Regions from separate parts of the Mus musculus genome. Here region 2 is linked to region 1. The links are chromatin loops, found by intact Hi-C in ENCODE. Cell type or tissue: heart. All regions are shown on one strand.

Region 1 (8,000 bases):
TGCCAACTTGACACAGCCTAGAGTCACCTGAGAAGGAAGAATCAATTGAGGAATCACCTAGATCTGATTGGCCTGTGGACATGTCTGCAAGGGAGGGGTTATGATTGTTAATTGATGTGGGAGGGCTTAGCCCACTGTGGGTGGCAACCATTCCCTAGGCAAAGTAGTTCTGGGCAGTATGAGAAAGCTAAGTGTGAGCCTGCATGAGCGAGCTGGATAACAGCATTCATCTACCATGACTGCTAGCTATAAAGTGAGTTCCCTGGTCAGAGGTAATATTGCTTAGAATAGCAAGCCAGCCTTCGGGTTCCTGACCTAAGTTCCTGCCCTGGTTTCCCTAGATGATGGATTGTGGCATGCAAGGGTAAACCAAATAAGTCCTTTCCTCCCTCAATTGCTTTTGGCCAGAGTGCCTCATCTCAGTAATAGGAAGGAAGCTAGAACAGAAGCCCAGGCAGGTCTGCAAGCTGAAATTCTGAGTGCAGCCCCATCCAGGGTGTGCTCAGAGAGCTGAGCAAGAAACACAGCTTAATAACTGCCGACCGTAACACACGGGGACTGTGAACATGAAACCTGATGATGACATCTCAGGTCCACCTGCACCTTGCCAGACACAGCCAGGGAGGGGGCAGAGAGAGGCACAATAAGCACGGAGTTGGCTGGAAACACAGAGTTTGGACCTCTTCTACAACCCCAACCAACCCAGGTTCTCACTCACAGATGCCAGCACTCCCGCAGCCTGGTATAAAGAAGTCTGTGACCGGCTGGCCGCCTGTGTCTCCTCGGCTGTGTACTGCCAACGTCACATACACGCATACCCCACACGGCCTGCTGCTCAGCAGAGTCTACCCTGCCCAGCTAAGCATTTAGAGAGAAAGGCTGGCACCTGGAGGGGCCTGACCCTATCGGGGCACCGAAAATGAATGCCACAGTGTTCCACCGTGTACAAAGAGCCTCACTCAAGCCCCGTGGAATAGATGTAGAAAGCACCAAGGTACGTTTCCAACCTCAGGATTCCTCAGCCGCCCTTTAGTGCGTCACTGGCTCCCTTTTGATTTCATGAGAAAGCCCTTCCTCACTCTGCCTTTGATTCTTGGGTCTCTCTCCCCTTCCAGGGACGCCTTTCCATTCCTCTCTCCAGGCCCAGGGGCTATTCCTCCTCCTCCTCCACAGAACTAAATAACAAGGCTGTCTATCATGAAGGAAGCAGGACTGCCTCCTGCCAGAGCCCTCTTCTCTTACTCTTTGCTTCTTCCACATCTTTTTGCTGTGGAAGGAATCCCTGGCCTTAGACACGCTGTTTTAAAAATTAACTTAAGGGGCTGGTGAGATGGCTCAGTGGGTAAGAGCACCCGACTGCTCTTCCAAAGGTCAGGAGTTCAAATCCCAGCAACCACATGGTGGCTCACAACCATCCATAACGAGATCTGAAGCCCTCTTCTGGAGTGTCTGAAGACAGCTACAGTGTACTTACATATAATAAATAAATAAATCTTTTTTAAAAAATTAACTTAAATGAAAATTGAATTTAAATGTATTTACTAAAAGCTATTATTAATGTGTGATGTGGGGTGTGCTGTGGCATGCATGTGGATATCAGAAGTCAAGTTTGAGGAGTCAGTTCTTTCTCTGTACCATTATGCTCACATAACAAGTAACAAAATCAAGTCACCAGACTTGCACCAGAGGCGCCTGTACTAGCTGAGCCACAGTCCCAAAGAGGGATGTGTAAGAAGGAGTTCTTCAGATGCGGGAGAGGTAGACTCAGAAGGTACCCACTGGATGGTCAGGTCAGCCAAGCTGCCCCTGGAGACTGAAGTCCCGAGAGTGTTCACGGAAGGTGTTGCTAAGTCTAGCGTCTGCATGTGATAGAGCAGGAGCTGAGACGACTCAGCCAACCGACCGGCAAGTGTGGGCTCACTCAAACAGTAAAGAGGGCCGATGGTACAGTTCTGAGATGCAGTTCTTGTCTGATAGGCGCAAGGCCCTGAATTCCATACCTAGCACTACAGGAAAACAAATGAAAAGGAGGTACAGTAAAATGTTAAACCCAGGATGGGACTGCGAATAAGACAGTCACAATAAGGGATTAGAGGTATTAACACTTAAAAGGATGACACTCTGGGCATGGTAAGATGGTGCACACTTGTCCCTGAAGCACCCACGAAGATGAAGTAGGAGAGTCATGAAGCTAAGGCTAGCCTGGGCTATATAATGAGATGGTATGGAAGTGTCAGGGCAGGGGGTGTGGCTCAGTGGTTGTTTGTTTCGATTCCCCTAATGAGAGGCTGGGACCTTCACTCAGAAATAGATCACTCGCCCAGCATGGGCAAAGCCCAGGGTTCGAACCCCAACACAAAAACAAAATAACACAATTCCTCTTGGGATTAAAGGTCCACACTTGTAATCCCAGCACTTGGAAGGCTGAGGCAGGAAGACTGGGGGTTCAAGACGAGCCCCAGTAACACAGACCATGTATGGAAACAAATCTGGTGACGTGAGACACCCCTGAAATACCAGAACTGGGCAGCTGAGGTAACAGGATAGCCTTGAATGAATGATCAGCCTTGGCTAAAAAGTTAGCTCTAGGCTAGTCTGGGTGAGAGAGAGACTTGTCTCAAACTAGGCTTTGTTCTCTTGTGACTTTCACAAATCTTTCCCCTGGCTCTGCTCTGTCGCCTGACTCCTCTGTCCAACACGCGGGCTCCACCCTGGATTGCCTGCCCTTTCCCAGAGAGGGTTCATCTAAACCAGTGGTTCTCAACCGTCCCAGTGCTGTGACACTTTAATACAGTTCCTCATGTTGTGGTGACCCCTAACCATAAAATTATTTTCAGTACTATATCATAACTGTAACTCTGCTACTGTTACGAATCATAACGTAAATAGCTATGTTTTTCTGATGGTCTTAGGTGACTCCTGTAAAAGGGTGGTTAGACCCCCAAAGGGGTCTCAATGACCACGTAGAGAACCACCATTCTCAACCTCCAACTTTACCCACAGTCCTCCTTAACCTTTCCCTCAGCCCCGCCCCTGTGCAGCTTGTAAACTCTGTTGCTAAGCTGTCACATGCTTTTCTTTTTTTTTTGGAAGGAAGTCTGGGATCAAGGATGCTCACTCTCCACCCCCCACCCCCCACCCCGCCCCCTCCAAAAACACTCTGTCCTGAGGCAGCCCAGTCCCCTGGCTCTGTAACAGGGAGAGTGAAAACAGCCAGGAGCTAAAGGTGTTAGAAACATTGTGTCCTTGAAAACAGCTGGAAGCTAAAGTATTCCCAACAGGGTCACTACTGTTTATTCCACCCCATGTGCGGGAGGTGGGGAATGGGAGCCGGAAGCCTGGTGTGGTGGCACACCTTCAATCCCAGCATTTGGGAGCCAGAGGCAGCCGGATCTGTGAGTTGTCCATGCCAGCCAGAGCTACATAGTGAGACCCTGTCTAAAAAAAGATGGATTCCCGGGACTGTGTCCAGAACAGCTCAGGTATGGCTTTGATTGGCTCCGCTTGGCTCGCTGCTCATCCCTGAACGCAATAGGAAGTTGGGTAGTAATCTCTGATTGGCCGTCTGGTTTTGTGCCCGTCTCTGATTTGGGGCATTTGAGAGTTCAGTAATGAGGTTCTCTGAAACCAGAAAGCCAGAAAGCTGCCAAGTGACCAAACCTCTTCCACAGGGGGAGTCTTGAGGGTTCCTTTATGAGGGGGTAGGAGAGGGACGATGAGGAGGATGTGAAGAGAGAGAATTCCTGGCTAGTAGTAAACACCTTGTCGAAAAAGAATCATGGCTGGCCCTGTGGTTTGGAGCTGTCCACGTTGCTATGGTTTGTAATGGTTCATCCTCAACAGATTCATGTGTTAAGGGTTGGGGAGCGGGGGTGGGGGTGGGGAGGTGAATAGGGGATTTGTGAAGGGGAAACTAGGAAAGGGGATAACATTTGAAATGTAAATAAAGAAAATATCTAATTTTTAAAAAGTGTGATCTCCAATGGGAGCAAGATCAAGACAGTGGAACCTTTGACTTTTAAAGATGCAGCCCAGCAGGAGGCTCAGTCCTCAGTCCTACGGAGCTGGTGTAGTCCTCACGGAATCCTGCTTTATGCTCCTACTTGTGAATTGCTTTTTTTTTTTTTTTTTTTTTTTGGAGACCAAGCCTCACTAGGTCGACTTGTCTGGTCTGGAACTCAGTATGTAAACCAGGCTAGCTTTGAACTCACAGAGATCTGCCTGCTTCTGCTTCTCAAGTGCTGAGATTAAAGGCGCGTACCACTATGTCCATCTAGAGTGGATGGCTTTTAATGCCAGCACTAGGGGCGAGGGAGCAGAGGCAAGTAGATCGCTATGGATTCCAGGTCAACCTGGTCTATAATAGCAAGTCCCAGGCCAAAAAACAGACGCCATAACGCAACCGCAAAGACTCAGCGGCTGGACAAGATGGCACCCGTCTGTAATCCTGGCACTTTTTAAATGGAGGCAGGAGGACCAGAGGTCACAGTCATCTTTAGGTACATATATTTGGCTGAAAACTCAGGTGGGGTACATGAGCCCTTATCTGGAAGATGGATGGATGGATGGATGGATGGATGGATGGATGGATGGATGAGACTGCCCTTTCACTGGTCTACAGCTTCCTTATAAATGTGTGAGACCTTCCACAGCCGATGTATTTCCTCTTGCCAGAAGTTCCTCCAAAAGTACAAACTGGACAGGTACCACCTAGTGGAGGACCGCACTCCTCCAGAGCCGGGCACTAGATCCATAATAAGTAACACTAAAACCACCGTGAGGGCTCAGCGGAGAAAGGCACCTGACACCAAGGCTGGTGACCCGAGTTCCATCCCAGGGCCCATATGGAGGAAGGAAGAAATCATCTTCTACAAGTTGTCCTTCCCCCCACACACATGCCCCCCACCCCAATAAGTAAATAAATTTGTGATTGGGGTTTATGACTTTGGGGCTTGTGTAGGAAGCACAAAGTTTTCTGGTTTGAGTCCCAGGATCCAATTTCGGGTATGTCTGTTGCAGCAACAGAAAAAGAACCAATATACTTCCCATCAGCACTGGAGTTCTGACATCAGAGGAGGTGACTTGACGGTAGTCATGGTGCCTCTGAGATCCAGTAGCTTTCTCTGCACAGGGCACAGTAGCACAGACCTCTAACCCTAGCACCAGGAAGATGAGGCAGGAGCCTTGAGAGTCTGAGGCCAGCCTGGGCTGCAGAGTGAATTTGAGATTAGCCTGGACTAAGCTAGCCCACCTCAAAAGATAAGAAGCCAGGCCTGAAGAGATGGTGCTGTGGTGGGGCAGGGTGGGGTGGGCCTAAGAGCATTAGCTCTCCTTCCAAAGGACCGGGGTTCGGTTCCCAGCACCCATGTGGCAGCTCACAACTCTGTGGGCACCAGGCACACATGTGATAGGTACACACACATACATGCATCCCTAATACCTGTACACAACCGTACACAAAAAATAAAAATAAAAAAAATTTAAAAACCCAAACAAAAGGAAAAGTCAAAGCCTGAGCATGATGGTGCACACCTTTAATCTCAGCACTAGGAGGGGCAGGGATATCTCTGTAAGTTTGGGGTCAGCCTGGTCTACATCATTCCAGGACAGCCAGGGCTATGTAGAGAGACCCTGTCTCAACAAACAAACACAATGTCAAACAAACAAAATATCAAAACTAGAAAATCACACAGTTTGCAGGGGATTAAATGGAGATTCTGGGCCCCAGCCGGTGAACTATCAGGCCACCAAGGTGTAGGAAAGAAATTTCGCGTCCAATGGCCCAGGCCACCAAGGCAAGTGATTCAGCTAAGAGCCTCCCTTCTATTTACAGTTCTTTGTCTCTCTTTCGTGTGTTTGTCTGTGAGGAAGCTCCACATAGCTCTTGTGAAGCCAGAGGACAAAAATCAGTCCTCCCTCCCACCCTGGGGGCTCCAGGAATCGAACTCTGGTCCTCTAGCTTGGTGGCCTGCGGAGCCATCTCATTGCCTCAAGTCCTTTCTTTTTTTCTTTCCCTTCCATCCCTCGTTCCCCCCTTTTTCTCTTTTGAATGTGTGGTGTACATGTGTGTACATGTCAGTTATTATAGGGTGTGCATCGTGTGCATGCCTGGAGACCAGAAGTCTCAGGGCACGGTGTCTCCCCAGCCACTCTCTGTTTTATTTTTTATTTTTTTTAAAGATTTATTAATTTATTATATGTAAGTACACTGTAGCTATCTTCAGACACTCCAGAAGAGGGAGTCAGATCTTGTTACAGGTGGTTGTGAGCCACCATGTGGTTGCTGGGATTTGAACTCCTGACCTTCGGAAGAGCAGTCGGGTGCTCTTACCCACTGAGCCATCTCACCAGCCCCTCTGTTTTATTTTTAATTCCGTTTGTGTGTGTGTGTGTGTGAGAGAGAGAGAGAGAGAGACAGAGAGAGAGACAGAGACAGAGACAGAGAGACAGAGAGAGACAGAGACAGAGAGACAGAGAGAGACAGAGAGACAGAGACAGAGACAGAGACAAAGATACAGACAGGGAGAGAGAAAATGCGCACAATTGAGAGAGACCGCGAGCGCAGGCACATGAGCGGTGGTCAAAGGGCAACTTGGAGCTGTTTTATTTGGTTTTGATTGCTTGCTTGTGTTTTCCTTTCTCTATGTGGGTCTCTAAGGTTCTCTCCACTTGTCAGCCTGGGTCTCCTAAATGAACTTGGAGCTCTCACCCTTCTGTCCTTCTGTCTCTGCCTCCCCAGTTCTAGGCAAACAGACACCCCAGCTTTCAAACGAGTGCCAGGGATAACCAAACGCAGATCCTCAGGCTTTTTCAGCAAGTGCTTCACCCGCCGAGCCATCTTGCCCCGAGAGCCCTGTCCTGTCCCCTCCAACCAGACACAACTGGTTGGAGGCCTGGCTCTAGCCGCTGGGAGCCAAACGGGCTTCATGGACGAGCCACTCTGCACCTACAGGACAGCCGCAGTGTGTGCGGAGGATAGAGCATCGCGGCGGTGACACTGAGCTAGGTACTCACCCTCCCTACCCGGTCTCCCACCCCCATCCCTCAGGGGCGAAGGCTCCTGCGTCGCCTGCGATTCCGTCGCCGTCAGCAGAAAGTGTCGTGGCGCCAGCGCGGGGCGGCGGGACCGCGGACTGGAGCGTGGCCGGCGCTGTGCGGGTTCGGATCCGCCTGCATTTGTGTTGGCAGCGGCCCGGGGCACAAGGCCTGGGCGATGAAAGGGGCCTCTGTCTGCACTCGCCGTGCCCCGCTCACTTTACTCTTAACAGAGCTTGGAAGCTTTCCTCCTCTTTCCCAAAATACACGTGCGTGCGTGGAGTGTGTGTGTGGAAAAAAAAAAAAAAAAAAAACACTCACAGCGAAGGTTATGTCCTGGCCCAGGCACAGGAAATGTGAACCCCAGGGGCAGAGGAGGAGAAAAAAAGAAAATAAAGCGTTTCTTCCTGGGCAGGGTGGCTGCTCCCTCTAGTCTCTGAGGGAAGGTCGGGAGACATTTTTCCAACACCCCACTGTCATTATCCCAGGAGACATGGGCTCTTCGTCAACCTAAATGGATGATGAAGTGGGCGCTGCCTTGTCAGCAATGCTGTCACCAAATGTGCCCAGAGGGACCCTGCCAAGCATAAGGATGGAGACAAGCCGATCCCTGGTACTCAGTGACCAGCCAACCTATCATCTAGTGAATAGCAGGTTCCATGAGAAAGCTCATCTCATAAACTGAGGAGGAGGGCCTGGCAAGATGGCTTTGTGGGTAAAAGTGGCTGCTGCCAAGTGTGACCATCCGAGTTCGATCCCTGGGCTACACTACACAGGGTGGGAGTCGAGAAAGCACAAGCTGACCTCTGACCCCCACACTCCCCCATACACATACAAATGAATGTAATTTAAACATAACTAAAAAGAAAGCAGAGAGCAGTGGAGGAAGACACCTGGGACTGACCTCTGGTACCCCTGGACCATGAACTCTGATCTTCCATCCCTACTTCCTGAGTGCACACACC
Region 2 (8,000 bases), 260 kb after region 1:
AACATTTTCTTTCTTTCTTTCTTTCTTTCTTTCTTTCTTTCTTTCTTTCTTTCTTTCTTTCTTTCTTAGTTTCTCTCTCTCTCTCTCTCTCTCTCTCTCTCTCTCTCTCTCTCTCTCTCTCTCTCTCTCTCTCTCTTTCTTTCTTTCATTGTTGAATGCTCTACTGCAGAGCCATAGTGCCATGACCCTAGCTATTCACTGGGTGATTCTAGGTTTCTAGGCAGGTGTCCTACCACTGAGCCACGCCCCCAGCTCTGCCCTGGGGGATTCTAGTCAAGGACTCTACCACTGAGCCACACCCCCAGCCCCTCACTGAGGGATTCTAGGCAAGGGCTCTACCACTGAGCCATGCCCCCAGCCCCTCACAGAGGGATTCTAAGGAACTCTACCATGGTGTTACACTCCTAACCTCTAAAGAGGGTTATGTAACCCTCTTTATGTAACAGGCTGGCCCACTCAAACTAGCCCAAAACTTGATACAATCACCTTGTCTCTGCTTCTCAAGGGACGGGAATTACAGACACAGCCCGACTCCTAGCTTGAGTATTGTCATTTTTAACTCTCTCCTCCCCCCCACTCTCACCCCACCCCCAGCCCTAGGCGTTCTCAGCTATTGTTTGGTTTTGGTTTTGGTTTTTTGAGACAGGGTTTCTCTGTGTAGCCCTGGCTGTCTTGGAACTCACTCTGTAGACCAGGCTGGCCTCAAACTCAGAAATCCACCTGCCTCTTCCTCCCAAGTGCTGGGATTAAAGGCATGCGCCCCCACTGCCCGGCTCTTCAGGTTTTTAAAAGCATTCTTTATTATATAATTTCTATCTCTGTGCTAACTTGCTTTTGTCTTTTTAAAAATATTTTATGTGGTGGTGCATGCCTTTAATCTCAACACTTGGGAGGCAGAGGCAGGCAGATCTCTGAGTTTGAGGCAGCCTGGGCTACAGAGCTAGTTCTGGTACAGCCAGGGCTACATAACAAAACCTTGTCTCAGAAAAAAAAGTGTGTGTGGGTATTTTGTCTGCAGGTGTACATGGGCAGCACATGCATGCATGGTGTCCAAGGAGACCAAAGGAGAGCATCAGATTCCCTGGGACTGGAGAATAGACAACGTTGAGCTGCCATGTGGTTGCTAGGAGTTGAACCCTGGTCTTCTGCAAGAGCAGACAGTGCTCTTAACTGCTGAGCCAATTCTCCAGCCACCCCCACCCCCAGGCCCCACCCCACACCTCCATATACACACTTTTGAGATAGAGTTGGTCACTGCTCTGGAACTAAGCAGGTGATACTCTCTGGCCAGGCATCCTCCTGCCTCCATCTCCCCAGCACTGTGCCTACAAGGACGTGCCACCATTCCTAGTTTTCTCAAGTGGGTTTTGATGATCCAACTGATCCTCACACTTCAAAACAAGCACTTCACTGACTGAGCCAACCTCTCCCCACCTCCACCAGGTCCTTTTGATGTCTATATTCTTTAACTCAGAGTCTCAACTAGGAGGCCTGGTGGGGCATGCCTTTAATCCCAGCACTCCTTAGGCGGACACAAAGGGATCACTGGTTTTGAGATTAACCTGATCTACATACAGAGCAAGTTCCAGGACAGCCAGGGCTACACACAGAGATTGCCTCCAAAAACTAAAACAACAAACAAATAAGTAAATAAATCAAGAGTTTCATGTCGCCCAAAGTGAATCTCATCGCATAGCTCTGGTTTCAGCATGTAGCCTTGGCTGGCCTGGAACTTGCTATGTAGAGCAGGCTGGCCCCAAACTCATAAAGAACCCTAACCTCTGCCTCCCAGTGCAGGGTGGGACTGAAGGCGGGCGACATCATGTCCAGCCCCGCTCCCACTTGAAATAAATGGTCTCTGTTGAGAAGACAGCTTTTGAGGAAATTTCAGGAGGGGAGGGGTAAACCATGCAGGGAAGAGCGCTTGGGGCTGAGGGGACAGTATGTACCACAGCAGTGACCAGGAAGAGTGTCTAGCATGTGTGTGGGACATCAGGGAAGTGAGGAAGCCTGGGGCATTGTGGGTAAGGAAGACCTCGGAAGAGATGAAGCCAGAGTCCATGGAGGAAGTGGGCTCAAGAAGCTTCAAGCGATCTTAGCCTATCATTGCTGGGCAGAAGAGGCATGGGTAGAGTCCACCATAGGCTTTAACAGGATTGTTTCAGGTTAACAGGCTGACAGGGGTTGAGGGGAGGAACACACATAAGCTGTGTCCTGAAGGCAGGGTGGCAGACAACGGTGGTGAAAGAAAGAGCTGGATTGTAACACCTACTAAAGGTGGGGCCAACAGAACTCAGTATTTGAATAATGGTTACTGTCCTTTTTTTCTTTTTTAAGATTTATTTATTTATTCTATGTAAGTACACGGTAGCTGTTTTCAGACACACCAGAAGAGTGCATCAGATCCCATTACAGATGGTTGTGAGCCACCATGTGGTTGCTGGGATTTGAACTCAGGACCTTCGGAAGAGCAGTCAGTGCTCTTAACCGCTGAGCCATCTCGCCAGCCTGGTTATTGTCCTTTTTAAAAAAGAGTTGCTAGGCAGTGGTGGCACATGCCTTTTAGTTCCAGCACTTGGGAGACAGAAGTAAGTGGATCTCTGTGAGTTCAAGGCCAGCCTGGTCTACAAAGCAAGTTCCAGAATACAGTCAGGGCTGTACAGAGAAACCCTGTCTTGAAAGGTAAATAAATACATAAATAAATGCTTTTATTATAGTGTGTGTGTGTATTTTAAAGTAGTCCAGGACCTGAGAGATGGCTCAGAGGTTAACAGAGAGTGCTGCTCTTGCGGAGGAGCTGAGTTCAGTCCTCAGTTCAACATGACGGCTCATGAGCACCTGTAACTACAACCCCAGGGGATCCAACATCTCTGGCTTCCATTGGCACCCACACTTATGGCACAGACCCACATCCACAAAATTAAAAAGAAAATTAAGCCAGACTATGGTGGCGCATGCCTTTAATCCCACCACTCAGCAGACAGATCCCTTGAATTTAAGGCCGGAGTGGTCAACAGAGTGAGTTTCAGGACAGCCAGGGCTGTGCAGAAAAACCCTGACTCAAAATGAATAAATGAATATATAAAACAACAAAAAAATGAATATACAGAGAAACCCTGTCTTTAAAAAAAGCCCAATAGGGGGCTGGTGAGATGGCTCAGCGGTTAAGAGTGCTGACTGCTCTTCCAAAGGCCCTGAGTTCAAATCCCAGCAACCACATGGTGGCTCACAACCATCCGTAACGAAATCTGATGCCCTCTTCTGGAGTGTCTGAAGACAGCTACAGTAGTGTACTTACATATAATAAATAAATAAATAAATAAATAAATAAATAAATAAATAAATAAATATTAAAAAAAAAAGCCCAATAGATAGATAAATAGATTGATTGATAAAAAAATGAGCACCTGCCGATCTTTCAGAAGACCTGGGTTTGGGTCTCAGCTCCCATAAGGAAGAGCAGCTCTGACGCCCTCTTCTGGCCTCTGTAGGCATCAGGCAAAATACTCATAAACTTAAAATTCAAAATAAAACTGTGTGTAGCTCACACCTTTAACCTCAATTCTGGGAAGGCAAATGCAGAAGGCAGCGACCTAGTTCAAGGTCAGCTTTGTTTACACAGTGAGTTCCACAACAGCCAAGGCCATTCAGGGTGCCTATCTCACAGGGCAGAGAGACAGACGGGGAGTGGGGAGGGAGGGGGAGGATTAGGATGCCACAGGGGAAAGGATATCACTGGACTGTGGTTGGTATTCTTAAATTTGAGCTCTCCATCACAGCTCCATGGGAAAGCCAGCAGACAAGTATGCCCTGGAGTTCAGATGAGGGTTGGGCTGGAAAACACCTGTAGAGTCGGTGTCTCATTTACCCCAGGCTAGCCTCTTCCTACTTTTTCTTCCTTCCCTCCATCCCTCCCTTCCTTCCCTCCTCTTTGGTTTTTGAGACAAGGTTTCTCTGTGTAGCCTTGACTATTCTGGAACTCGCTGTGTAGACCAGGCTGGTCTCTGCCTCTGAGTCCTAGGATTAAAGGCTTGGCCACTATGCCTGCTATGGCCTTAACCTTGATATGTAACCAAGGATGATCTTGAATTCCTTTTTCTTCGGCCTTCACCTCTCCAATGCTGGGATTCCATGCCAGTGCCGCTACCACCACCACCCACACTGGGTCATGCCCCTTGATTCCAGAGGTGTCACTAGATAGAGTGAGCAGAAAGCACATGCGGAGTCAGGTGAACAGATATTTTTTACAAAGGAACCCTGGGAATTGCCCACCACCCTGGGGAGGGTTTCCATTTCACACGTTGAGGGAGTAGGGGCAGCTCATGGGATCTTTGCTCTTGGGGGCTGCTGCCACCTTCAGGCCAAAGGTGGTACTGCTTCGCTTGTCTAGCTGCCTTCCCTTCAGAAGGTGGCGGCAAAGACACCCTGGCAGTGACACCCCCCGCTGCCAGTGAAAGAGGGAGACAGAGAAGTATAAGGGGCTGAATGTGCCTGGAGAAGGAGGAGGAAGCTTTACCCCCAACGTGGTTTTTGAGTTGGGGATAAACCCCAGAGTCTCACACATGCACCCTATTACCAAGTCACCCCTCAGTAGGGGGAATTCTAGGCAGATGCTCTACTGCTGAGCTACACCCACAAGGTGTTTATTGTGTGCATGGATGCCTTTGGAGGTATCGGATCCTCTGGGGCTGGAAGTACACGAAGTCTTGAGCCACCGGACAAGGGTGCTGAGAACTGAACTCTGCAACAAGGGCTCAGCCACCGAGCTACCCCTGTATTACGAAGGAATGTTTTTGATATGGCATAAGGAAACACAAATGAAGAGGTAAAAAACTGTAAAGCAATTTCTTTTCTTTTTAATGTATATGTGCGTTTTCCCAGATTCAGAAGAGAGGGAAAAAGAGTAACACATATATCCTATCTTTAGAATGCATCTTTTTCTTAAAAAAAGATTTATTTATTTATTATATGTAAGTACACGGTAGCTGTCTTCGGACACACCAGAAGAGGGCATCAGATCCCATTACAGACAGTTGTGAGCCACCATGTGGTTGCTGGGATTTGAACTCAGGACCTTTGGAAGAGCAGTCGGTGCTCTTAACCACTGAGCCATCTCACCAGCCCTAGAATGCATCTTCCATGTAGTTTCTGAGAAGACTTTCAATGTGATTTTGCCTCTACAGAGCTAGTTCCAGGAAAGCCAGGGCTACACAAAGAAACCCTGTCTGGGGGAAAGAGCGGGACCTAGTTCAACATAACTCAGTTCAGCTCTGTAGACCAGGTGGGCCTCAAACTCAAGAGATCTGCCTCTGCCTCCGAGTACAGGATTACAGGTGTAAACCGGGCTGGAGAGATGGCTCAGTGGTTAAGAGCACTGACTGCTCTTCCAGAGGTCCCAAGTTCAATTTCCAGCAACCATATGATGGCTCACAACCATCTGTAATGGGATCTGATGCCCTCTTTTGGAGTGTCTGAGGACAACTACAGTGTACTCGTATACATAGATTAAATAAATAAATTAATAAATAAATAAACCAAAGCACTCAGGAGGCAGAGTTTCCTCTAAATTCAAGGTCAACCTGGTCTACAGAGGATAGCTAAGGCCACACAAAACAAAAAACAAAAAACAAAAACCTCTCTACCATTATCCAATCTTAGGATGCTGAGATGCTCAAGTCCCTTATACAAAATGCTATATTATGGGCTGGGGTATGGCTCAATGGTAGAGCATCTGCCTAGAATCCCCCAGTGAGAGGCTGGGGGCGTGGCTCAGTGGTAGAGCCCCTGCCTAGTAGAATCCCTTGGGAGGCAGATTTCTGAGTTCGAGGCCAGCCTGGTCTACAGAGTGAGGTCCAGGACAGCCAGGGCTATACAGAGAAAACCAAAAACAAATAAACAACAACAAAAGAGATGCTCAAAATCTCAAAAGTATTTTTCTATTTCCAATATGGATTGGTGGTCATTTTAGAGTCAAGCAGTGGTGTCTCACAGAGAAGCCCTATCTCAAAACAAACAAAAGTCCCTCAGCTTGGAAATGCTGAGTTCAGTTAGACTGCTTCCCAGGCACTGCGTGTTTGGGGTATACTAGTAACAGCATAAAGGTAAGATGGGATTCAAGCTATTGGTAATGAACCAGGCGGTGGAGGCGCACGCCTTTATTCCCAGCATTCAGAAGGCAGAGGTAGGTGGGTCTCTGAGTTCAAGGCCAGCCTGATCTACAGAGGATAACCGGGGTGACATAGAGAAACCCTGTCTTGAAAAACAAAACAAAACAAAACAAAACAAAAAAAATAAAATGGTAAGCATGCCTGGTTCCTTGGGTTTTTGTTTTTTTCCTCTTGAGGTGGGATAAGAATTCTGGGGGCGGGCTGGAGAGATGGCTCAGTGGGTAAGAGCACCCGACTGCTCTTCCGAAGGTCCAGAGTTCAAATCCCAGTAACCACATGGTGGCTCACAACCATCTGTAACAAGATCTGACTCCCTCTTCTGGTGTGTCTGAAGACAGCTACAGTGTACTTACATATAATAATAAATAAATCTTTAATTAAAAAAAAAAAAGAATTCTGGGGGCAGATGATTCCTTGAAGAACTAGCACAGAGTCAACCCCTCGTGGCAGGGCGGGGGGGGGGGGCGAGGGGGGGCGGAGACTAGACGAGACACTGCCTGATGCTTGGCATTACAACTAAACTAAACCTAGGTTGTCTGTTCCTCTGAGACACGGGTGGAGCGCCCCCTGGAGGCGACAGACGGCAAGAATTGGGGAAAAGGCTTGGGGCCTTCCAAGGTGTTAAGAGGGAGGTGCACTTGCTCCTTGCCCCAGGCTGTCCTCCTGTAGGTGGAGTCTGCTAGGGAGTGCCTTGCCTGGAAGGGCAAAGGGCTCTGTCTTCTAGCCTCTACCAACTGACAAGTCTCAGTCACCAGGCCTTGACTCTCTAAGCTCATAGAAAGGTAAGCGACTCCAGAGCACTCAGTAGCATTTCTGTAGGGCTGTGTGGGAACTCCTTTCTCCTCAGGAGCTTCAAACACTGTCCATTCTGCAAAGTCCCATAGTCTACTTCCCGGCTAGCCAGACTAAGGGTCTCCTTTACAAGATGCCGGCGCAGCACCCCCTGGAGGCAAAGGGTGGTAAAACTGAGTGGAAATAGCATGAGGCAGGGCAGAGGCAGGGCAGAAGGACCCAGGGTGAGGCTTCTCCTTCTGACAAGCCCCAGGTCACTGCCTCCTCATCCATCACTCCCCAACAGAACCCAGAATCCCAAGCGGCAGGAGCACTGGGGGACACCCGGGCGGAACCTTCCCTGGAGCAAGTACTGCAGGAGAGGGATGAAGCCATTGCTAAGTGAGAGAAACTCTGGGGGTGGGGGTGGGGTGGAGGAGGGGGAAGTGGGGACTCACTCCTACTAGAGGAGAGGAAGGGGGCTCCAGATATTTCCAGAAGACAGCCACTGGAACACCCCCACCCCCATCCCCCACTGCCTGTAGGAAGCGCGCGGTGGAAGAGGAGCTGGACTCCTGTCGAGCCAGGCTGCGCACAGTGGAGGCTCAGCTGCTGGAGGTCCTGCAGGAGAAACTGAAGCTGAAACAGGAGGTGGAGGCCTGGGAGGTAGGGTGGAGCCTCTGAGTCGGGAGTCTTGGAAGACGCCCCTCCGCCCCTCCGTCCCCAGGGATTGCCTCGGACCTGCTCTCTCTCCCGTGCCCAGGAAGACATGCAGCATATGGTTCGAGAGCGGGTGCGGAGTCAGCTGCAGGGAGAGCCCAGAGGCACCCTGGGAACACACGAGAACACAAGCCCGGGCAGAAGTTCCTGGATTCAACTCTCCCGGGGTCAGTGGGGGCGACGGTGGTGAAAACGGATCCAGGGCTTAAAGGGGAACTGTCTTTATTCATTAAAAGTGTTGGGCCACTTCTGTACTCCTGGACCCTCTCCGTGCCCCTGAGTTTTTCTGTGCAGAAGCAAGATGGCACAGATCCCAAGCCTAGAGTCCCCTGGCTGCTCTTC

What was found. Peaks named below come from ENCODE experiments on the same cell type or tissue, not always from the same donor. Only the 100,000 strongest peaks of a DNase experiment are listed, where the experiment ranks them.
Region 2: a loop joins it to region 1, with 3 times the contacts of the local background. A loop is called at or near these places in 9 of 42 quality-filtered maps.

Annotation. Positions count from the first base shown.
Region 1 is chr5:135,275,819-135,283,818 of GRCm38, reverse strand. No RefSeq gene overlaps it. Among named protein-coding and RNA genes, the nearest start is that of Fzd9, 29 kb to the right of the region's middle. In heart, no CTCF peak of the experiment used is centred here; a DNase peak (open chromatin) is centred at 3,298; H3K4me3 peaks cover 816 bases; H3K27ac peaks cover 1,336 bases.
Region 2 is chr5:135,012,034-135,020,033 of GRCm38, reverse strand. It overlaps Abhd11 (abhydrolase domain containing 11), which reads right to left. Exons shown (of 6, transcript NM_145215.2): 6 at 7,859-8,000. Abhd11os (abhydrolase domain containing 11, opposite strand) reads left to right here and starts at 6,877. Exons shown (of 4, transcript NR_026688.1): 1 at 6,877-6,949; 2 at 7,246-7,340; 3 at 7,484-7,604; 4 at 7,702-7,912. In heart, CTCF peaks have their summits at 3,478 (motif pointing left) and 6,765 (motif pointing left); DNase peaks (open chromatin) are centred at 4,353, 6,803, 7,253 and 7,593; H3K4me3 peaks cover 974 bases; H3K27ac peaks cover 1,049 bases.